Regions from separate parts of the Homo sapiens genome. Here region 2 is linked to region 1. Evidence: chromatin loops called from intact Hi-C (ENCODE). Cell type or tissue: A673. All regions are shown on one strand. Each heading gives the region's core, and the rest is flanking DNA. Links, peaks and the distances in the headings are about the cores only.

Evidence for each region. Peaks named below come from ENCODE experiments on the same cell type or tissue, not always from the same donor. Only the 100,000 strongest peaks of a DNase experiment are listed, where the experiment ranks them.
Region 2: it touches region 1 in a loop (2.9-fold over the local background); 1 of 110 quality-filtered maps calls a loop at or near these places.

Annotation. Positions count from the first base shown.
Region 1 is chr16:25,813,156-25,825,515 of GRCh38, reverse strand. The region is part of intron 1 of HS3ST4 (heparan sulfate-glucosamine 3-sulfotransferase 4); the gene reads right to left. It also overlaps the pseudogene LOC100420641. Among named protein-coding and RNA genes, the nearest start is that of HS3ST4, 130 kb to the right of the region's middle. In A673, for the core only: no CTCF peak of the experiment used is centred there; a DNase peak (open chromatin) is centred at 5,865; H3K27ac peaks cover 2,188 bases.
Region 2 is chr16:25,703,359-25,715,718 of GRCh38, reverse strand. All of the region lies in intron 1 of HS3ST4 (heparan sulfate-glucosamine 3-sulfotransferase 4), which reads right to left. Among named protein-coding and RNA genes, the nearest start is that of HS3ST4, 18 kb to the right of the region's middle. In A673, for the core only: a CTCF peak has its summit at 7,546; DNase peaks (open chromatin) are centred at 6,318 and 7,518; H3K4me3 peaks cover 1,712 bases; H3K27ac peaks cover 3,914 bases.

The DNA of each region.
Region 1 (12,360 bases), core at 2,723-10,722:
ACAGTGGCTCCTACAAGACCATCAAGATCTGAAACACCCAGACCCTCAACTGCTTGCATGTCCTGCAGACGTCCAGCTGCAAGATCTACACCATCACCATCACAAACCATTGCACCATCTATGCAACTAGGGGAACCCCAGTATGTTAGCTTCCTAAGTTTGCCATAGCAAAGTACCACAATCTGCTGACTGATAACAACAGCAATTAATTCTCTCACAGTTCTGGAGCTGAGAAGTACAAAATCAAGGCGTAAGCAGAGTCATACTCTGAAGGTTTCACGAGAGGATCCTTACTTGCCTCTTCCTAACTTCCGGTGGTTGCTGAAATCCTTGACATTCTTTGACTTGTAGATGCATCAGTGCAATCTCGGCTTCTGTTGTCACATGGGATTCAATCCGTTTGTCTCTTTTGTCTTGATGTCTTCACAAAGAATTCTTCTCTCAGTGTGTCTGTGTCCAAATTTCCCTCTTCTTGTAATGACAACGATCATTGGATTAGGGCTCATCCTATCCAATATGACTTCATCTTAACTTGATCACATCTGTAGAGACTCTATTTCCAAATGAGGCTACATTCACTGGTTCTGGGTGTTAGGACTTCAACATATTTTGAGAAAGGCATAATTCTGCCCATAACACTCATCCACATGTGAATCATCAAACACAAGGAGAAGGTGCAGAACTGATAGCCAGTAGGGCACTATATATGACTTGATAGTCATCTCCATTCCAGAACAGACCAAAGACTTCTATATGTGGCACCTCTGCCCCTGGGACCTGGAACAGGAACAGCCAGATCTGCACACAAGACCCTCGTATGCTGATATGGTTTGGCTGTGTCCCCACCCAAATCTCACCTTGAACTGTAGCTCCCATAATTCTCACGTATCATGGGAGGGACCTGGTGGGAGGTAATTGAATTATGGGGGCAGGTCTTCCCCATGCTGTTCTCTTGATAGTGAATACGTCACATAAGATCTGATGATTTTATAAGAGGAGCTCCCCCGCACAAGCTCTCTTGCCTGCTGCCATGTAAGACATGACTTTTCTCCTCCTTTGCCTTCCGCCATGACTGTGAGGCCTCCAAAGCCATGTGGAACTGTGAGTCCATTAAGCCTCTTTCCTTTATAAATTACCCAGTCTCGGGTATGTCTTTATTAGCAGGGTGAGAACAGACCAATACACATGGCAACTGGGAGAGTGCTGTGCTGGCAATGTCCCATATCTGGCCATAAACAGTATGTGGAAGGATCGGATTTGCTCATTGAGTATTCAGGCCAGGTCTTGGTTCTCCCTGGAGGTATCCTGAGTCTGTCTGAGCCAGGCCTCCCTATCAGCAGACCTCCCTGTTTCTGTGTCTTCCCTTCAGGGGCACCTGACTCAGCCAGGGCCCTCTCAGCCCAAGCTCAGTGAACTGCACTCCACACTTAGCCCTGTTTCTCCCAGGGCTGCCAAGACGAATGACTCACACTGTTGCCAGGCACAGTGCTTCCTCAGCTCAGTTCACTCTTGTTTCCCTCTCCAAACAGACTTCACATCACTTTATTCAAGTTCTCTACTGCTTTTTAGGCTGTTAGCAAATTTTATTACTTTCTGATTTAAGTCAAAATAAGGCAAAAAATAAGAGAATATATAAAAAAACAGTGGCCTTAGGCCAGGCGCAGTGGCTTAAGCCTGTAATCTCATGACTTTGAGAGACCAAGGCAGGCAGATCACCTGAGGTCAGGAGTTTAAGACCAGCCTGGCCAACATGGTGAAACCCCATCTCTACTAAAAATACAAAATAACTTAGCTGGGCATCATGGTGCATGCCTGTAATCCCAGGTATTCAGGAGGCTGAGGCACGAGAATCGCTTGAACCTGGGAGGTGGAGGTTGCAGTGAGCCAAGATCATCCCACTGCACTCCAGTCTGGGCAACAGAGCAAGACTTCATCTCAAAAAATAAAAAATTAAATTAAATTAAAAAGTGGCCTTGGAGAAGACTTCCTGAAAATCTTATAATTCCAATAAATAATAAATCATCCTAAATGATGAAAGGAAAATTAAGGTGGGGAGGAGTTGTATAATGAACTACATACCTCATCCCTGCAATTCCTTTTACCTGGGGGTGCTTCCTCCTTTTGGACAAATAAGCAGTCATTATCGTAGGAAAGGAGTTGCAGAAACAGAGAGAAACAAGTCTTTCTCTTGCTTTTGTCTTTGAGAAGTTTAGATCTCTGTGTTTCACAAACCTAAGTCCTGAGGGAAATCAAGAAGCAGAAAACACAACGTGTAAGAGCATCCCTGAATAGAAAGAGTTCCCTGGGCTAAAGAAATCCCCTTTTCTGGAATGCACAATTATGGCCACTTGGCACATATTTCTGGGAATCTTTCCTAAACATAGCAGGTGCAAAACTAAGTGTAAAGAAGAAGCTGGGGCTTGAATTGCAGGTCCCTTTCTAAGAAAACACGATGCTGTTATTAAAAGTAATCCTGTGGGCTGGGTGCAGTGGTTCACGCCTGTAATCCCAGCCCTTTAGGAGGCAAAGGAGGGCAGATCACTTGAGGCCAGGAGTTCAAGACCAGCCTGACCAACATAGGGAAATCCTTTCTCTACTAAAAATATAAAAATTAGTCAGGGGTGGTGGTGCACGCCTGTAGTCCCAGCTACTTGGGAGGCTGAGGCAGGAGAACCACTTGAACCTGGGAGGTGGAGGTTGCAGTGAGCTGAGATCGCACCACTGCACTCCAGCCTGGGTGACAGAGAAAGACCCTGTCTCAAAAGAACAAAAAAAAAAAGTAATCCTGGGGGAACACACACCTCAGCTTCTTCCCCCACCCACCCTCCAAATATGAAGGAACAAGTGCTGAAGAAAAAAGCACACTATCAGGGACCTGAAGAGTTCTCCTTAACCCAGTGGTCCTCAGCAGAGGGCAACCTTGCTTTCCCACAAAGGGACACTTGGCAATATCTGCACACATTTCTGGTTGTCACAACTGGGAAGTCCTTGTATCATCACAAGGCCAAGAGACCATTCCTACTCCCAAGAGAAAAAATAAAGTCTAGGAGTAGCTGGGTGCTATGGTCTGACCGAATATTTGTGTCCCCCCAAAATTCATATGTTGAAATCCAACTCCCCGAGGTGGTAGTATTAAGAGGTGAGGCGTTTTGGAGGAGAGGAGGTCACGAGGGTAGAGCACTCATAAATCGGACCAATACTCTTCTAAAAGAGGCTCAAGAGAGACCTCTTGAGTGAGGCAAGAGTGAGAAGCAGGCTCTCACCAGACACCAGATCTGCTGGCACCTTGATCTTGGAATTCCCAGCCTCCAGAACGGTGAGAAATAAATTTCCATTGTTTACAAGCCACAAGGTTTACAGTGTTTTGTTATAAGAGCCCCCAATGAACTAAGACGCTGGACTTCCCAGAACAGTCCTTTTTCACCTACAGAGATTTCAAAGAATAGACTGGGCCTAGACATACCGGGCATCACAAATACAGGAGAGGATGAAAAACAAGACAAGTAGATGCAGAAAGCCAGTCTATGAGACATCTGATTCATTAAACTAAAGGAGAAGTCTCAAATATGCAAAGCTCCACTGCTGTGACTGCCAAGAAGAGAAAACCTTTTTTTTTCTTTAAGAGATGGAGTTGGCTAGAGGGTAGTGGCACGATCCTCAGGTCACTGCAACCACCACATCCTAGGTTCTAGCAATTCTTCTGCCTCAGTGCCTGTGCATGCCCCTATGCCCAGCTAATTTTTTGTATTTTAGTAGAGACAGGATTTCACTGTGTTGCCCAGGCTGGTCTCAAACTCCTGAGCTCAGGCAATCCACCCTCCTCGTCCTCCCAAAGTGCTAGGATTACAGGTGTGAGCCACCGTGCCCAGCAGCGAAAGCCTTTCTAAAAGCAATTTTACAAAGAAAGAAAGCATATGGAAAAAATTGATAGGTTTACTCAGATAAAAATAAAAACAATCTATAAAATAAGTAGCTTTAAAAAGAAAATGATCATAGAGGAAAAGCTATTGCAACAGACCAAACAAATGCAGAGCTAGGAATATTACTATGTGAAGAATTCTTATAAATCAATATGAGGAAAACACATTAGAAAAAATGGGCAAAGGACATAAGTAAACCTGTCAATCCACCTAAAAATGCAAATGTCATAATCAAATGAGTGATAACAGATTTAGCATCACTAAAAAATTCAAAGGTGCGGGAGGCCAAAGCAGGTGGATCACGAGGTCAGGAGATCGAGACCATCCTGACTAACACAGTGAAACCCCGTCTCTACTAAAAATACAAAAAATTAGCCAGGCTTGGTGGCGGGTGCCTGTAGTCCCAGCTACTCGGGAGGCTGAGGCAGGAGAATGGCGTGAACCTGGGAGGCAGAGCTTGCAGTGAGCCGAGATCGCACCACTGCACTCCAGCCTGGGCGACTGAGCAAGACTGTCTCAAAAAAAAAAAAAAAAAAAATTCAAAGGCGCAAATGAATGTCAATGTCTGCTGGTAAATCTACATATTGATAGGAGCTTTCTGGGGCATCAAAAAAGCTATAGCAAAGCCCTAAAATGAGTAAACTCTTCATTCATCAATTCCACTTATTCGACTTGGTCCTAAGGACCAATCATCAAGCTGAAAAATGAATTTTAAAAAAATAGTAGGCCAGGGGCAGTGGCTCATGCCTGTAATCTCAACGCTTTGGGAGGCCAAGGCAGGAAGATCACTTGAGCCTAGGAGCTCAAGATAAGCCTGGTCCACATAGCCAAACCCCGTCTCTACAAAAAATTTAAAAAATTAGCCAGGTCTGGTGGTGCTTGCTTGTAGTCCTAGCTACTCACGAGGCTGAGGCAGGAAGATCTCTTGAGGCCAAGAGTTTGAAACCAGCCTCGGCAACATAAAGAAATCTGTCTCTACAAAAAAATAAAAATAAAAATAAACAACAACAACAACAACAACAAAACTTGTATTAATTAGCCAGGCAGGGTGGCATGCACCTGTAGTCCTAGCTACTCAGGAGGCTGAGGCAGGAGGATCTCTTGAGCCCAAGAGGTCGAGGCTACAGTGAGCTATGACTGCACCACCGCACAATAGCCTGGACCACAAGAGAAAGCCCCTGCCTTAAAAAACAAAAAAGAAAATAGTAAAAATGTTTCATGTCACACAAAGAACAAGGTCAAAGAGCTGTCCTAACTTGCCCAAGTTCCTTCAGCTGTGAAGTAGCAAAATGGCATTTGACCTCAGATTTGCCTTCTTCAGAGGCCCTACCCAGGCTTGTCAACAGTCAGTCACTGAAAGACAGCACAGGTGGTCAGTAAGCAATTGTCCATCAGGCAAACTCAGGGCCTGAACCACAGCTCCCTCTGTACTTTACATGAGAATCATCATGAGTTGGTGTAATGGGAGAAGAGCACGTTTCTAGAGATCTACACATTCACACGAGGAGGAAAATACTTTAAATCCTTTCCTCTTTTTTTCTTTTTCTTTTTTTTTTTTTTTTTTTTTTTTTTTTTTTTTTTTTTTGAGACAGAGTATCACTCTGTCACCCAGGCTGGAGTGCAGTGGCACGATCTCGGCTCACTGCAGCCTCTGCCTCCCGGGTTCAAGTGATTCTCCTGCCTCAGCCTCCCAAGTAGCTAGAGTTACAGGCGCCCACCACCATTCCCGGATAATTTTTGTATTTTTAATAGAGACGGGGTTTCACCATGTTGGCCAAACTGAAATCCTTTCCTCTTAATGGGCATTTCCTCGGGATTCCAGTCCCGGAAAAGACAGGCCAATGAATGTCAAATCCCTCAGCCTGTCTATTCTCCAACAGACAGACAACCCATAGCATGACTGGAAAATATCCCTCCCGCTATTAAAGAGTCTTTGTCTTATGAATGACAAAGCACTTCCTCCCGGACGTGTCTAGCGGAGTTGACATTTCACACAGGACCACAGTTCTGTGAGTGATCACTGAATTCTGAGGATTAATGACTAGAACCACCAGCGCAAAACAGACGGCCGTGCATTTTTGCAGGCAGAAGCAAGTCTCACAATCCCACCGAATTAGGAAGGAAGGGGCTTAAGACTTCCAGGGGGAAATCTGTGATCTCTGAGTGCATTTCATCTATGGAAAGCTGCCTTTCTGCAGACCAGTCACGTGCCAACATAAACTGCACAGGGCTGTGGTGGGATCATGACCCTTTGAGGACTGAGATGTTGCCTGGGGAAACTTCCCTTGGATGTTGTAGGAGAGTGAAGGCCCAGGCTGCAGTGGAATGATGAAAGAAAACTCTGTGTGCAATAACATATTATATGTGTTATGTGTGTGCATCTATTCTGGTCCTTCACAAACTTACAGGATCGCAGACTCAGAGGCCCCCAGCAATGGATCCACCCTACCATGTTTTTCAAACCTAATCTTCCTAGGAAGAGAATGGTGGTCCGATCAGCAAAGAGCTAGGAATTGGGTGACCCCGGGGTAATCCCCTTCTGACTCCCTTTCTTCTGCCTCAGTTTCCCTGACTTCCATGCAGGCCCTGTAGAATCTGGGGTCCTGCATGGAACCCCAGTTTATATGCCTGACAAGTTTGCACCCAGCACAGTTCTTTGAAATAATACCTTTTCACAGTTTGAGCTCTAGCCTCTCTGTCTCTATCTCTGAATCCATCCTCTGTCTTCAGATATCACCACTACTGAGAACATCAATGAATGCAAAAGAAAAAAAAAAGTGGGAATAAAAATAGAAAGAAATTAAAACTGAACTGAACAATCAAACATGAGGTTAAGAGCTTTTATAGTGTTACATGGTAACTAAATGTAGACGCCCAGGTAGTTTCTTTCCTCACTTGCTTTTATTTTCTAACTTTCCTAATTTTTTATCAAAGGCCTTCAGAGAAGCAATGTTTTTTCCTATCTCATGATATAGAGCTGACATTTCTCATGGGAAATAAGTATGTTCTCTCCTTGGCCAGCAAGAAAATAAATGTCACATTAAGCCAAAAAAGAAGATGTTTTGCAACCCTAGTGACACTTTAGACTTAGTCTGTTTGGGCTGCTACAAAAAATACCAGAAACTGAGTAGCTTTTAAACAACAGAAGTTTATTTCTCATGGTTCCAGAGGCTGGGAAGTCCAAAATCAAGGGGCTGGTGGATTCAGTGTCTAGCAAGGGCCTGCTTTCTGGTTTATAGATGACACCTTCTAGCTGTGTGCTCACTTGATGGAAGGGAACAACTCTGGTCCCTTCAGCCCCTTTATTAGGGCACTAATCCAGTTTATGAGAACTTCACTCTCATGATCTAATCACCCCCAAGGGCCCCACCTCCTAATACCATCACACTGGAGATTAAATTTCAACATATGGATTTTGGGGGATACACAAACTTTTAGCCCATAGCATAGAACATTTGCTTTGCAGTTTCCAAAGCCTTCTACAAACATTAGGTCACGTGTCCCTCACACTATTCCATCTGGATCTGTATTTACTGGTGAAGAAACCTTGGCTGGAAGAAGTAGGCTGGCTTGCCGCGAGACAGTGGTGTCAAGACAAGGATTTTATGACTCCCAAGTTTCAGGCATGTGCTTACCGGTACACACTAATTCCTGCCTTCCAGTGACATACAGTCTGGTGGGGGAAAGGTATTACCTAAATGATGTAACAAATATGTGATTGTGAACCACAATAAGCAAAACTGGATCTATATCCCTAGCCACAGAGGCACAGTTGAAATCATGGTTCAACCATATACAGTGAATTACTAATGTAAGCAATAAAAATGAGGCTGTATAAATACAGTTATTTACCTAAAATATGTCCTCTGTATGTTGATGAATAAATACAAAATAGGATACAGAACAGATTGCAAAATATAATCCCATTTTTATTAAAAGATAAAAGAAAAGGCACAGAAACATCACTCAGGCTTTTAACTGCCACGTTATACTTTCTCTCTTCTGGGTACCATCCATCTTGTTATCTGATCCTTTAGTACAGCCGTGAGTCAAGTATAGCCCATGGCCAAATATGGCTTGCTGCCTATTTTTGTAAATAAAGTTTTATTAGAACACAGACATATTCATTCATTTACATATTATCTATGGCTGATTTTACACTATAACAGCAGAGTTAAGTAGCCGCAACGAGGTTGTATGACCCTCAAAACCTAAAACACTTCCTATCTGGCCCTTTTCCTAAGAAATTCGCCAACCTCTGTACTAGTCTGTCCAAGAATCTTGGAGTAGTGGCGTTCTGAAACCACAGCCATATTAACTAAGCATTTACATACGTGCCAGTCCATGCAACCACTTTGCAAGCATCTCTCATTTTACTCTATCAACAGCCCCATTGGGCAAGTACTGTTATTAACTCTAAGGTTGAGGACACTGAAGAGTGAGAAGGTTAAATAACCTGCCAAAGCCATGCAGCTAGTAAAGGGAAGAGCTAAGACTCAAACTGCAGCTTTGAAATGCAATGCAGCTTGCTATGGTTTGAATTTTTGTCCCCTGCAAAACACATGTTGAAATCTAATTCCCAATGTGCCAGTATTGAGAGGTGGGGCCTTTAAGGTGTGGATAATAAAGGCTCTGCCCTCATGAATGGACAATCCATTCATGGGTTAATGGATTAATGGGTTATCTCGGGAGTGGGATTGGTGGCTTTATAAGAGGAAAAGAGACCTAGGCTAGAACATTCAGCCCCCTCACCATGTGATGCCCTGTGTCACCTCTTGGGACTCTGGGGAGAGAACCCACCAGCAAGAAAGCCCTCACCAGGTGTGGCTCCTCGACCTCTGACTTCGTAGCCTGTAAGCCTGACTTCGTAGCCTGTAAGCCTGTAACTGTAAGAGATAAATTCCTTTTATTTATAAATTACCCAGTTTGGGGTACTTTGTTACAAGCAACAGAAAAAAAAGACTAAGACACCTCTGAAATCAACACCAGAGATTCATACTCTTAGTTCTGATTCCGTTTATGTTCTAGCCTCTTGGAATCATAAATAGAGACAATTCTAGCCTTATCTCTGCCTGAAGTCTCACAATTCTGCCACCACCTCTACCTTTGGACAAAAATAATGAATCATATGAAGCAGATCAGACATCAGTTGGAATGATGTGGTGCACCTAAGACAGTCCACGAGTCTGGACGGGTGCTGGAGGTACAGATGGCAAAGGTATCGATCGCCTCTGACTGTCAATGGAAGCTTTCGGAAGTGATGAGATGAGGGCCACGGCCTCCACCTTGCGTCTGGAGGATTTTAGAAGATAGGACAGTCCCTAAAGGTAGCCCAGAATGGAGGTACAAGGTATGCTAAAATTAGAGTCAGAAATGGTCTCATGCAGCTTTCCAACTAGGAAGGCACCATGCCCTGCAAAGCCACGGAGGGTGAGTAGTAAATCATGGTCACATGATTGGGATTTTGGTATAAATCATGACCAAGTACTTCACATAGAATATATATGTATTTTATAATAAATTCCCTTTATTTTATTTCTCCTTTAGATTTTTAAAAGCAAGCAAACATAAGATCATTCCAATTAGATCATTATTTTGATTTTTAGTTATACATGTAAATTGATTATGTTATCTATGAATTTCATTTGAGAAGGCCCTCCAAAATAATTGTTATAAAAAAGGGACATTGGGCCAAATGGATATTGAAAATCATTAGCTTAGAGAATTCAGGGAGCAGTGGAAAGTTTCGTGAGGCTGGAGCTGAGTGGAGGCTTGAGGGTAGGAGTTACCAGGTGATGAGTTGAGTGAGTTAAGGAAGATGTAGATTATCTAAAAATCCTTGGGCAAAAGTTGACCATGAAGCTAATGAAGCTGAAGTTTCAGTTAGCCCCTCACATGCTTGGGGCCCATCCAAGGCCCTAGGAGGGTTCATACAGTCATATATTTGCTTGCTTTTAAAAATATAATACTTATGGCCGGGCACAGTAGCTCATGCCTGGAATCCCAGCACTGTGGGGGGTCAAGGGGGTGGATCACCTGAGGTCAGGAGTTCGAGACTAGCCTGGCCAACAAGGTGAAATCCCGTCTCTACTAAAAGTACAAAAATTAGCTGGGCATGGTGGCACATGCCTGTAATCCCAGCTACTCGTGAGGCTGAGGCAGAAGAATCGCTTGAACTTGGGAGGCGGAGGTTGCAGTGAGCCGAGATGGAGCCACTGCACTTCAGCTTGGGCAATAAAGCGAGACTTGAAAAATATTTCCTTTGTGCTTAAAGAAAGACTCCAAAATTGTATATAGAGGGCCCCACAAACCCTGCACCCAGCCCCACGGGGGTGAAATTCACACTTCAATGATGGGGAACACATGGGTGAGATTAAGCAAAGAAGTGACACAACCCTCTGTGCACAAAAGTCACTGGACACTCTTCCTCCCTCAAGAATAAACTTTCTTGTTTGCCATTTCCTATTCCAAAGCAGTGAAACAGACTAAGCTGTTCAGATTTGCTTTCTGCACAGTCCACATATGGACACAGACATGTCGCTGCATGGTCACTGTGTCCCATCCACTGTCACCATCAGGTTCAATCCAGCAAATCCTGCAGGTCTAATTTCTCCAGGCATGCTTCACTCACAGACAAATGCACTAGTCCTGAGATGGATGTGCGAAGGCTGGCCTTTGCACCAACCCTAGCATGAAGATGCGTCTCTATATGTCTTATGCCTTCCTGAATTTGTGGCTCCATTATCTGGACAACGTGCAATTACACCAGAAATCATTGCAAATGCATTCATTTACTCCACAACCATACAGCAGATCTTGTAGCTGTGGAAAAGATGGGGTACCATGGTGGTTAATGCGGAGCTGTTGCATTCTCACTCTCCCATTGACTATGTGAACTTGTGCAAGTCATTTGGCCTGCGTCCAAACTTATCTCCACTAAAAAACAGACATAGGCCGGGCGCTGTGGCTCACCCCTGTAATCCCAGCGCTTTGGGAGGCAAGGCAGGCGGATCACAAGGTCAGGACTTCCAGACCAGCCTGACCAACATGGTGAAACTCCGTCTCTACTAAAGATAGAAAAATTAGCTGGGCATGGTGGTGTGCACCTGTAATCCCAGCTACTCAGGAGGCTGAGGCAGGAGAATGGCTTAAATCCGGGAAGCAGAGGTTGCAGTGAGCTGATATTGCGCCACTGCACTCCAGCCTGGGTGACAGAGTGAGACTCCATCTCCCCCCGCCCCCGCCAAAAAAAAACAAAACAAAACCAGACATAACAACATCAGTGAGCATCTTCTATTTCTGCCCGTCCCACAAGTTTTTCTTTCTTGTTTAATTTTCTGCTGCATTCCATAATTATTTTTATTCACATATCGTTTCCATACACTAACATTCACAGTTGTTCAGTGTTCAACTTAATGAAGCCATGTAATTCCATTTAGCCTCCACTGAAAACAAGATATAGAAGAGTTCCATCACCCGCAGAGATTCCCTTCTTCCCCCTTTTGGACCAATTCTGTGCCCTACAGAAACAACCACTTCCTGACTTTACTCATCATAGATAAATATTATCAGCTGTAACTATCTTTTTGGGTCTGGCTTCATTTGCTCAACATAATGTTTTCTGAGCTGCATCTATGCCACTGTATCATCAGCTGCTTGTCTTTTAGCTGCTTGTCTTTTTGTTGTTGTTAATATTCCACTGTGTGAATGGAATATTCCTATCTCACCACAATTTATTTATCCACTCACCCGATAATGGACATTTGGGTTGTTTCCAGGTGTTAGCTATTGCAAATAAAGCTGCTGTGAACATTTGTGTGCAAGTCTTTTTGTGGACACATGATTACATTTTTCTTGGGTAAATATCTAGGAGTGGAATTTCTGGGTCATTGGGTTAATGGATGTTTAACTTTATAGGAAATTAATGAACAGTTCTCCAAAGTGGTTGTACCACTTGACACCTCCCCCAGCAAGCAATGTTTTTGTCTGTTTATTTGTTTGAGACAGTTTCGCTGTTGCTGCCCAGGCTAGATTGCAATGGCGTGATCTCGGCTCACCACAACCTCCGCCTCCCAGGTTCAAGCGATTCCTCTCCCTCAGCCTCCCAAGTAGCTGAGATTACAGGCATGCACCACCACGCCTGGCTAATTTTGTATTTTTAGTGGAGACGGGGTTTCTCCATGCCTCAAGTGATCCGCCCGCCTCAGCCTCCCAAAGTGCTGGGATTACAAGTGTGAGCCACCGCACCCGGCCCAAGCAATGTTAATGTTCCGCCCAGTTGCTCCACATCCTAACACCTGTTTTGTTAATTTTGTTGGTTGGCTTGTGTTTGCCATTTTAGTGGCTGTAGAATGGTATCTCATGATTTTAATGTGCATTTCCTCAATGATTAATGATATTGAACATCTTTTCATCCACTTATTAGCCATTCGTAGACTTT
Region 2 (12,360 bases), core at 2,766-10,765, 110 kb after region 1:
GGTTCAGAGCTAAAGCCATCCTGTCACTCCGCTCCAATTCACTTCGGAAAAGTTTAAAAAAGGAATCTTTGGCCTCACGGTGAATCCCCAAGTCTTACAGAAAAATGATTCCGCAGCAGTTCAAAGAGAGAAGAGAAGTATTTGCTTTTTTTCCCTTTCATGCAGAAGAGAAAGGAGCATTGAGTATTATTTTGATAACAGAAACTAAACTCTAAATAATAGCATCCAAGAGCAATAACCACACACAAACCACATATTTTCTTTCATCTCATGGTAATTGCATATGGAATCACCATCCTTATTATTAAAAGCTTTTATCCAGTGCCAGTAGGTGCCTGGGGCACAAAAGGCGCTGAGTTTTTTTTTTTTTTGGTTTTTTTTTTTTTTTTTGAGACGGAGTCTCGCTCTGTCGCCCAGGCCGGACTGCGGACTGCAGTGGCGCGATCTCGGCTCACTGCAAGCTCCGCTTCCCGGGTTCACGCCATTCTCCTGCCTCAGCCTCCCGAGTAGCTGGGACTACAGGCGCCCGCCACCGCGCCCGGCTAATTTTTTGTATTTTTAGTAGAGACGGGGTTTCACCTTGTTAGCCAGGATGGTCTCGATCTCCTGACCTCGTGATCCACCCGCCTCGGCCTCCCAAAGTGCTGGGATTACAGGCGTGAGCCACCGCGCCCGGCCGGCGCTGAGTTTTACTAAATCTATATCTATCAGTACATGGGGGAATACATGGAGGTCTCTCCCAAGAACTTAGAAATAAGATTGTCTTCTGACCACTTATCAAAAGGCATCCAGAATTTTAAAGTGCATACTCCTTCCATTTTCTATACAAACATTTCCAGAGCACAAGAATACTTTCTGCAGCCTTGTTTGTAAAAGGATGGAAACTACAGAGATGTCCATCAGGAGAGAAGTGGTTAAATAAAGCATGACCCAACCCCATGGAAAAATACAATGTAGATACTACCAAATAACGAGCTAGACTTCTCTGCCATGTCAGGGAAAAGTGTTCACCATCTCATGACAAGAAAACAAAGCAAACAAAACAGGCAAATAAGTAAACAAAGCCATCAACATATAACAAACAAGGAGACAAAACAGATGCAGCTTCTGAAGTTAACCAGGGTGGCTTAAGTACTTCCCAGCTCAGCGACTGTGGACAAGTTCTGCATCATCTCTAAACCACAATTTCTTCATCTAATAAAATGAGATAACAACAGGATATCTCATAGGATCTTTGTGAGGATTAAACACACCAACTAGTCTAGGAGGCGGTGAGTCAGCATGGTGTGTTAACTAGAGGGATCAGCAGCCGTGTTCACTCTGGATAACTTCTCGTCAGTGTCATCGTACTCTATCAATGACCACATCTTAATCTACTGTATTAATCAGACAAAGGGGAGGAGACACAGCCGGCTCTAAGCAGTGGTTCCCGTCTGGCGAATGAGGTTGGCAGTGCGGGAAGGAGGATGATGAGCCGTGGAGAGAGTCTTTATTTTATTTTCATGTATTTGTTAGTTGTCTTTTTTCTTTTACAATGAGCTCATGTTACTGTCATAATAAAGGGTGCTTTTTTTTGGAACGGGGAGGTTCTTTAACAATTGGCCTCTAACAGTTAAACCTGAATAGCATCTTGTAATGGATTAGTACAGAGATCTGCAAAATTCCCCGAGGAGACTCTAAGCCCCAGGACCTGCTGGTAACTTAACTGGAAACAGGAACATGTCTAAAGAAAGAATATGACTACAGATGGGCTGGGGGGTGGGGATGCCACGGAGTCCTAGCAGCTTGGGAGGAAGAGAGACAACAGAGGTAGCAAGGCCATCCAAGCAACAGGCAGGGCCAAGGGAATTGGATCCCTTAGACCCATATTTGCAAATGTGTCCCCCAGGCTCCTCACACAGTATTTGTTCTGTGTTATGGACCGAGTTGTGTTCTCTCTGAGGTGGGCATGTCTTGCTAGCCAGCAAGAACTCAAGCATACCCTGAGAATGACCCTGTGATCTTTGGTGAGTGTTTGTTCAGTGCTCCGAGCCATGGAATGGCCAACCTGGATGTTTACGCCATACCTATGAAGAACAACTGGATCCTGGCCCATTCCTTGGAACCCAGGTCATGCAAGGAACCAAGGCCTTTTGTGTTGAGCTAAGGAGACAGGATGTTTGTTTGTTTGTTTGTTTGTTTGTTTGTTTTTGAGACAGGGTCTTGCCTTGTCACCCAGGCTGGAGTGCAGTGGTGCAATCACAGCTCACTGCAGCCTTGACATCCCAGGCTCAAGCAATCCTCTCACCTCAGCCTCCCTAGTAGCTGGGACCACAGGCACACACCACCACACCCAGCTCATTTTCGTATTTTTTGTAGAGACAGGGTCTCACTATGTTGCCCAGGCTGGTCTCAAACTCCTGGGCTCAAGTGATCCTCCCACCTCAGCCCCCAAAGTGCTGGGATTACAGATGTGAGCCACCACACCTGACCTTGGAGACAGGATCTTTAAAGAGGTGATTAATTTAAAATGAGGTCATATAGCAAATACCTAAGGTATCCGGGGCTTAAAACCTAGACGACAGGTTGACAGGTGCAGCAAACTACCATGGCACATGTATACATACCTATGTAACAAACCTGCATGTGTATCCCAGAACTTACAAAAAATAAATAAATAAATAAAAATTAAAAAAAACATTTAAATGAGGTCAAATGGGTGAAATATGATAGCTGTCCTTATAAGAAGAGATTAAGACAGAAACAAACAGAGGGAAGACCATGTGAAGACACAGGGAGAATAGAGCCGTCTGCAAGCCAAGGAGAGAGGCCTCAGAAGAAACTAACTTTCCAACTCTAATCTCAGACTTCCAGCTTCCAGAATTGTGAGAAAATATATTTCTGTTGTTTGTCACCCAGTCTCTTGTGTTCTGTTACAGCAGCCTATCAAGCGAATACACTCTGTTGGGGATTCTTTTCTCATATGAAAGAATTTTACATTTTCTCTGTGCAAATCCATCAATCTTTCCCTTTTCCCTTTATGGCTTCTGGGTTTTTGTTTTTTTTTAACAATCTTGATTTGAAAGGATTTTGCCATCCCAATATTATTAAGATATATCCGTACTGCCTTCTAATACTCTTAACAATTTTTGTTGTTGTCATTGTTGACGTTCTTGTCTTATGGTGCTTCTTTTGTTTCATTCTTTTTATTTTTTTATAGATACAGGGTCTCACTCTGTCTCCCAGGCTGGAGTGCAGTGGCATGATCACAGCTCACTGCAGCCACCAATTCCCGGGCTCAAGGGATCCTCCCACCTCAGCCTCCCGAGTAACTGGGACTAAAGGCATGCACCACCACGCAGGCTAATTTTTGTATTTTTAGTAGAGATGGAGTTTCACTATGTTGCCCAAGCTGGTCTCAAACCCCTTGACTCAAGTAATCTGCCTGCCCTAGCTTCTGAAAGTGCTGGGAGTATAGAGGTGAGCCACCGCGCCTGGCCTTTTGTTTCCTTCTTTACCTGCAATTTATTTCTATAATTCATGTGTGGTCAGGCTCAAAATTTGGGGTTTTTTTTCCTGGAAGAATAGTATCTTGTCTATATTACTGTTTTCCCAGCTTTATTGAGGTATGACTGACAAAAATCTATCATTTTTATAAACGTAAAAGTGTTAAATGATGTTACAGGAGTATATTTTTGACACAAAAAGATGGTCATAATATACTTTCAAGTGAAAGAAGCAAATTATTTTAAAATACACATTTTTGAAATAAATTATGTATACTTTATAAGTATTAAAAATTTATAGAAGAGGCTGGGCACAGTGGCTTATGCCTATAATCCCAGCACTTTGGGAGGCTGAGGCGAGCAGGTCACTTGAGGCCAGGAGTTCAAGACCAGCCTGGGCAAAATCGGCCCTGATAGTACAGGAAAAAATGAAGCAATAAATAAACTCAGACAGCGAGGAGAAAGGCTTCGTAAGCTTTTCCACTCCAGACCAGGTACTTTGCACCTTATAAAGTCAGGGAGTGTTTGTGTCACAGAGCTTCATAACAAGAGAGTGATGTTACTACTAAAATTCTAGCTAAGTTCTACTCATGAGAACACTTTTCTAAAGGCAGTAGTCAATTTTGGGAGGGGTGGCTAAAAAAAAATCTTCACCATGAAATAAGAGGTGGCCGTGATGTCACTGTGTCACTGAGCAAACACCTGATGTCTCTGCCACCAGCTCCTCTTTACGGGGCCACCACACCACCAAGGCAGCAGCAGGGTCAGCAGCATTTCTAAGCAAGGTAGCAGAGAAGCACTGCTTTCCCTCCTTCATGCTGCCTTGAAATAGCCCAGGCGGAAGGGATTTTTTTTTTTCTCCCTTTCCTTTTAAAGAATACACAGCCCAGGGCAACTCTCCTACCTCAGCTGCCCCACATTGGGAAGGGGTAGCTAAGTCATGCAGTCTCTGAAACTGCCAACGCACAGCAGGGCTCGGAAAATCAGTACCTCTCTCTGAAGTTACCCAACGTGCTGAGACCTTTAAACCAAACGACAGTAAGTAGACATCGCCAAAGTCTTTCATGGAATTAGAAGATGGGTTTACTTCCCTAGAAGCCTCAAAATGTGAGCTGGACACAGTGGTTCATGCCTGTAATCCCAGCCCCTTTGGGAGACTGAGGCAAGAAGATCGCTTGAGGCCAGGAGTTCGAGACCAGCCTAAGCAAAAAAGCAAGACCCCATCACTACACAAAAATAAAAATAAAAAATTAGTTGGGCATAGTGGTGCATGTCTGTAGTCCCAGGTACTCAGGAGGCTGAGGCTGGAGGATCACTTGAGCCCAGGAGTTCTAGGCTGCAGTGAGCTATGATTGAGCCACTGTACTCCAGCCTGAGTGACGAAGCAAGATCCTGTCATTAAAAAAAAAAAAAAAAAAAAAAAAAGGATAATATGCAAAAGCACAACTGCTGGAAATTAGAAATCACAAAACTTAACTTTCTGTACAATCTGCTTTTAAATTTTGCCTTTTTCTGAAATAAAATAAGTTTCTGAAGAAGTCTTCAGAATCTTAAAATAAGTAGCAAGAAACCAGGAAAAGAAATCTCTTTATAAAAAGAACCATTCTAGTACATAGGCCTAATAGCGACTGGATGAGCAATAGGAAGTCTTTCTATTTCTACTCCTAGTTTCTCCATCTTGGGGGAAATAAGGAACGAGCCAGACTCCAACCTGCTCCACAGCCAGGATATGGGGAAGGACCCTAAGGCAAAAAGGATGGTCAGATGGCAGAGGTAAAAATGGAGGATAAAGCCCTGAAGCCATCAAAAGTCCATAGGAAATTGACCGGGACCTAATCAATGACCCTGGGGCTTAACAAGTCCAAGGTCCTCAGGTTCCCCCAGGAATTCCTGCTGAAGAACCTTCAAGATCCTCCAGGATATAATTTTCTCACACACACACATAAGCTGAAGAAGAAAATATCCTTGTGTGCTAATAAGAATCTCCCAAACAACACACAAGGTGGACAGATATACATATATTTTTAAGTCAAAACACTAGATTGGACAAGGGAATTTTTCTTCTCCAGAACACTGATTTATTTTCCTAAAACGTCTTACAGAAGCAGAAAAAATTAAATCACACTTAATTCTATATTGTGAGCCTCACTTTAAATGAAAAGAATGGCATAAAATCAAAGATTTTCTAGAAATTCTAGGCTATCTAGTTGTTAAATTAAGACTGATCAAATGCCAAATCATTTCTCCCTCTCCACTTGAAGCGAATCCGGGCAGGAAGACTTAATGTGATGAAACTATTTCACTTGCTATTTGAAGAATTCTCTTGTAAGATACACAATTCCTTTAAAATTTTCTAGGCAGCTGCTAGGGGTTGCTAAGGAAGGGATGAAAATAGAAAATATTCTAAATAAATAATTAGTGATTTCTGAGGGGCAGATTCCATAGATACTTTTTTCAGGATTGAACACATCTTAGGTTTAGAGACTGGATACATTTTTTTTCCTGCATTGCCTCCCTCTCTCTCTTCTTCTCTTCCTTCCATTCTTCCCCTCTCGGTTAAAGAAAAGATGCAGAATCTTCAAGCAGAGACCTAGACAGGGAGATTTTGAGCTGCTCTGTTTGTGTCCACCTTGGTAGAAAGACAAAACAGAACCTAGGTCCTCTATCTCCATGCAAGCCGGTGGAACCTCACTGTGTCTGTTTTATTCGGTTGTACTTCGGGGAAAGATTGCATTTGAACAGAGGAGTGTCTAGAAACAGACATCTGTTGTTTTGGCAGCAGCATTCATTTCCTGTCTTTGATAACCAGATCCAGGGGCCTCCAGGGAAACTAACTCCTCCCTAGGCTCCAGGGAGGCAGTGCCTCAAGCCTCACACCCCGCTGGCAACAGAAACCGCTTGATGGATGTGTGCACGACCCCTAAGAACTAATGAGCTACATCGAGTCTTCAGCAAAGACTTCCAGGACAAAGATGACAAGCTTCTCCACCTATACTTGGGGAAAGAGAATCAGGCTAGCACCCACTTTACAGCCACAAGGAGAGAAGTTTTGAGAACTCAGTCAACCATCTGAGCGGCGACAGAGAATCCAGAAGCAGAGATCTGGTGACATTGTTTAAACACTAATTAAGCCAAAAAAAAAAAAAAGATATCCCCAATTCCTGGGACTTCTCAGATACATGAGCCATTAAATTCCTTTTTGATTTATGCTCGGTTCAGATTTTACCTTGGATTTCTGTGTTATAACCAGAGGAATTCTAGCCAATAGAGTTCTGGAGCTGAAATGAAGTTTTGAACCACCACTGAAAATGATTATCCTTAAAGATGTTCTAACATATTGTGATTTGGGGCAATTTCTTCCTCCTAGTGGATGAAAAATGGAAGGATGGGAAAAGGGAATCCCAGGAAAATTGAAAAGTCCCAAGGCCAAGAGTTGAAGGTAAACTAAAAGAAGGAAGGAACTTTTGACACAGATACACAGGCTAGTGAGAACCCATAAATACAGAAGAAACTCATTGTTTTGTTCTAAATGAGGAAATCCATGGTTCTCATTGAGGTCAAGAGGTTTCTTGGTTGAAATCAACATGCAATTTTCAAATTCTAAATGGGTAATGTAGCAATTTAATATATGGCATATGTGTTATAATAATATTTCTTAATATTAATTGCTTTAAGATATACTTATGGCAACATGGCATTTTCATTTTTGTCCATATTTAGATAGTCATAAGAATGCTAAGAAGGAAAGAAAAATTCCACCTGCCAAGATTTTTTCTATATCTGAACACAAATGAAGAAATTGGTTCAGAATGGGGAAGAGAAAAAACAAATACACAACTGTATTCCAGTATGTTTTAAACACGGCTTTACACATCTGTTTTGATACTTGCTTATTGTTTACTGAAAGTGAATATTTTATAAAGCCTCTTATTTTATGATATAAGAACAAAATATGCAGGGTTAATCCAGATTGGAAGGAGCAAGGAGCCACTCGTTTTGTATCTCAGGAAATGCCTGACTTTGGACCCAACCTGTGTCCCACAATCACCACCTGGTGGCAGCATACTTAAATAGCAGGGATAGCTGAGTGTTACATAAACATCTTTTAAATTTTGACCCCAGCAACATTAAGGTCATTTTGTGGTACCGGATCAATGACTAGATCCTCTCTCCAGAATAGGGGAATTAAAAAACAGGAAATTAGGATACCAGAAACCTGGGTGGGTGTGGAGTAACTATGGAATACAGGCATATGTCAATGATGACACTGTTCACCAGCATTTTCCAATAAGTGATGCTCTTACCACTAGCAGGTGAGTCCAGGTGGTACAAGAAAAAGCCACCCTGAGGATAAGATGATTGAGCAGAGACCCGAATGAAGGGAGGACATAAGACATGCAATTATCTAATGCAAAGAAACATTGTAAGTGGTGGAAGCAGCAAGTGCAAAGGCCCTGGGGCAGGGCCATGTTTGACTTCTCAGGTACAGCAAGGAGGCTAGCAAAGCTCAAGCAGAGGAACAAAGAAAATAAGGCAACTGAATGTGGCTAAAGCAGTGAATAGGGGTCAGATCCTTGCCTTTTCTCCAGTTTCTAGAAGCTGCCCACATTGGCTTGTAGCCTCTTCCTCTATTGCCAAAGCCAGCAACAGTGATTGAGTCCTTCTCATACTACCTTCTGGTTCTCTCTCTGCCTCCCTCTTCCATTTACAATAGTGCCCCCTCATCTACAGAGGATATGCTCCAAGACCCCCAGTGACTTCCTAAAACCATCAATAATACAAAACCCTATAGATATTATGTTATTTCCTATACATACATAGCTATGATAAAGTTAAATTTATAAATTAGGTACAGTAAGAGATTAACAACTCATAATAAGATAGAATTATAACAATATATTATAATAAAAGTTACGTGATTATGGTCTCTCTCTCAAAATATTTTATTTTACTATTCTTACCCTTTCTAAATTGAAAAGTTTTGCCTTTTCACTTAAAAGAAGCACTTCATGGGTTCTCTTTGGGCATATCTGAATTACCAGCATCACTACTCTTGCACTCTGGGGCCATCATTAAGTAAAGTAAAGGTTACTCACACATAAGCACTGAGATACCACGACAGTCAATCTGATAACCAAGACAGCTGCTGAGTGACTCAAGGATGGGTAGAGTCTACAGGGTGGACATGCTGGACAAAGGGATAATTCACATCCTGGGTGGCACAGAGCAGGACAGCGCAAGATGTCACCACACTACTCAGAATGATGAGCAACTTAAAACCTATGAACATTTATTTCTGAAATTTCCCATTAATATTTTCAGAGCACAGTTAACCATGGGTAACTGAAACCTCAGAAAGTGAAACTGCGGATAAGAGAAGCCTTCTGTATACAATTCCTTGGAATTACATTGGCTCCAACCAAATAATTCAGGACAATCTCCCATTTAAAGTCAGTTGGTTCATAATCTTCATTCCATCTGCAACCTAATTCCCCTTTGCCAGCTAATCTAACATATTTGCAGGTTCCAGGGATTAGGATGCAGGCATTTCAGGGAGGTCATTATTCTGTCTAGCACAGAGGGTTAGAAAGCAGGTTAGGCCACCGCACGTTCTCATTCATAAGTGGGAGCCGAACAGTGAGAACACATGGACACAGGGAGGGGAACATCACACACCAGGGCCTGTCGGGGGGTGGGGAGCTAGGGGACGGAGAGCATTAGGACAAATACCTAATGCATGCCGGGCTTAAAACCTAGATGACGGGTTGATAGGTGCAGCAAACCACCATGGCACATGTTCTGCACATGTATCCCAGAACTTAAAGTAAAATTAAAAAATATATATATTAAAAAAGATTTAAAAAGAAAGCATGTTAGGCAGACAACTAGAAGGTGGAAAGTTAATACACCAACCTGGGAAACACAGCCTGAAAAGAGAGGATAGGTCAATTGAGAACCAAATGACAGAATCTTCTGGTCACTCCCAAAGCTCAACAACTGCAGGGCAGTTTTAAGAAGCAAGTGTGACCCGTAGCTCCGTAGGTTTTTATGTTGTTTCGGTATTTTAAAAATGACGTAACAATGATGAATCCGGTGAAACAGTTACACAGTCTGAGATTGTCCAGGAATTCCCCAGATCTTTACGCAGTCTGCCCTGAGAACGTTTGATATCCATGCTATAAAATAGTTTCTGTAAATTAAACCTCTTAATCTAACTTTATAAGAGTGCTTGTCCTGTATTTCAGGTACTCCCTGGACTGCAACATTCCAGGAAACCAATAACCTGGGGGAATTCATGAAAACGTGCATGGATTAATAACAACTAACATATGTAGACTAAGTCGATCCCAACACACAGTCACTATTCTACCCTTGCAAAATCACTGTGGAGTTAGTAGAGGTTGTTATTCCCATTTTAGAGATGAGAAAACAAAGGCTCTACACACCAATCTATGCACACAAAACAAGTCCCACAAGGTGCAGAACTCAGACTCAAATCCTTAATTTCTGATTCCACCTTCAGCTTCCTTTTCTTTCTTTTATTCAATTATTTTTATTTTTATTTTTTTTTGGGATGGAAACTGGCTTCATCACCAGGCTGGAGTGTAGTGGTGCGATCTCAGCTCACTGCAACCTCCGCCTCTGGGTTCAAGCAATTTTCCTACTTCAACCTCCTGAGTAGCTGGGACTACAGGTGCGTGCCACCACGCCTAGCTAATTTTTTGTATTTTTAGTAGAGATGGGGTTTCACCGTGTTAGCCAGGGTGGTCTCGACCTCCTGACCTTGTGGTCTGCCTGCCTCGGCCTCCCAAAGTGCTGGGATTACAGGCGTGAGCCACCGCAGCCAGCCCAGCTTCCTTTTCAAAATACCACAGAGCTCCAAGCAATCAAACTGTCCTATGACAGAGGTGCCCACGTAGTTTGACTCAAATATTTCCTCATCTCCAGGGGCTCCCAAATCTCTAACCCTCTGCAGAAGCTTTAACCTGGAGGGAATGGTGTGCGGACACCTCTAGGAGGTAACAAAAGTCAAACAGGGGGCCCCCGTGTCATGGCCTGATTATTATATGGCAATTAGGTAATTTTGATAATACATCCAGAGAAAGACAATCCAACTACTCATGGAGCATAATGATCTATCAGTAATAATCCGTGCTCATCTCCTACAACTGTGCTACAGCAACAGAGGCCAGGAATAGTAGGAAGGCACCCAGGGCCGGGTGCGGTGGCTCACAGGTAATCCCAGCACCTCGGCAAGCCTCAGCTGTAGGATTACTTGAGTGCAGGAGTTTGAGACTAGCCTGGGCAACCAACAGAGCAAGATGTCTTCTCTACAATTTTTTTTTTTTTTTTTGAGATGGAGTTTTGCTCTTGTTGCCCAGGCTGGAGTGTGATGGCATGATCTCAGCTCACTGCAACCTCTGCCTTCTGGGTTCAAGCGATTCTCCTGCCTCAGCCTCCCCAGTAGCTGGGATTACAGGTGCCTGTCACCACGCTTGGCTAATTTTTTGTGTTTTTAGTAGAGACGGGGTTTCACCATGTTGGCCAGGCTGGTCTCGAACTCCTGACCTCAGGTGATCCACCTGCCTCGGCCTCCCAAAGCAATTTTTTTAAAAATTAGCCAGGCACAGTGGAGCACCTATATAGTCCAGCTACTAGAGGCAGGAGATCACTTGAGCCCAGGAGTTCAAAGCTGCTGTGAGCTATGATCATGCCACTGTACTCCAGGCTGGGCAACAGAGCGAGACACCATCTCTAAAAATAAATAAATAAGACATCCAGCTCAGGACATCCTGCTATGGGAGCTCAGGAATGTCACTTGCCCTTCCAAAGTCTCAATCTCTCTATCTGTAAGAAAACATCTACTTCATGAGGCCACTGTGAGGAATAAATGAAATAATGTTGTGTGCTATAGGAACCTTTGGGGGAGACTAGCTAGCCCACACAGCTTATTTGAGTGGGTTTCTCTTTCTGCACCCAAAATAGGCTTGCAAAAAAAGAGTATGTGAAAAAGCTGAGAACAATTCTTAGCTACACTTCCCAAGAAATGTGAGGGTTCTTTCTTTCCAGAAGCCTGGAGTATCGTACATACAAGGTCCTCTTTTTGTTCATGAATTCACTGATTTATCATTGGTGATTAATAAATCACCATGCATTGAGCATCTACTATCTGCCAGGCACTGTTCTGGGCTCTGGCTTGAAACAAAATGGACAAGATCGATTTCTGGTCCTATGCAGTTTACCTTCTAGTGAGGGGGAGATAAGTAATGAGGATAACTTTGGAGAGCAATAGATGTGCTGGAGAAAATAAAACAGCATAACAAGCTCAGAAGTGGAAGAAGTTATTTAAATTAGGTAGTCAGGAAAGGCCTTTTAGAGGAGCTGAAATTTCAGCCAACACCTAAAGGAAAGATAAGGAGATACCAGTAGTTTAGGGATCTAGGGACAGAATATTCCAGGAGGAGGGAAAAGAGAATAAAATGGCCCTAAAGGGGGAATGAGCTTGGCATAGTCCCTGAACAGAAAGAAAACCACTTCCACTGTTTACTGTGAGGGCAAGACTCCTGCAGCAGCCTGTCCATCTGCACACTGGAACTAAAAGCAGGGAAATGCTGAAGCTTATTATTTACTCCCATGAGGCTGGAAGACACCACTTCCAGTGGAAATGAACTCTGAGACAAATAAAGGTAAGAACGTATGCTTGAGGCCATACACCTAGGTTTGAATCCCAACTCCACAGTTTGAGCGAGTGACTTACCAGCACTGTGCCTCAGTTCCCTCGCCTGTAAGGCGTGGGTAATATCAGTGCCTATCTCACGAGGTGCCAGTGAAGCCTAAAGGAATTCAATACTCGGAGCCAAGCCTGGCACACGTG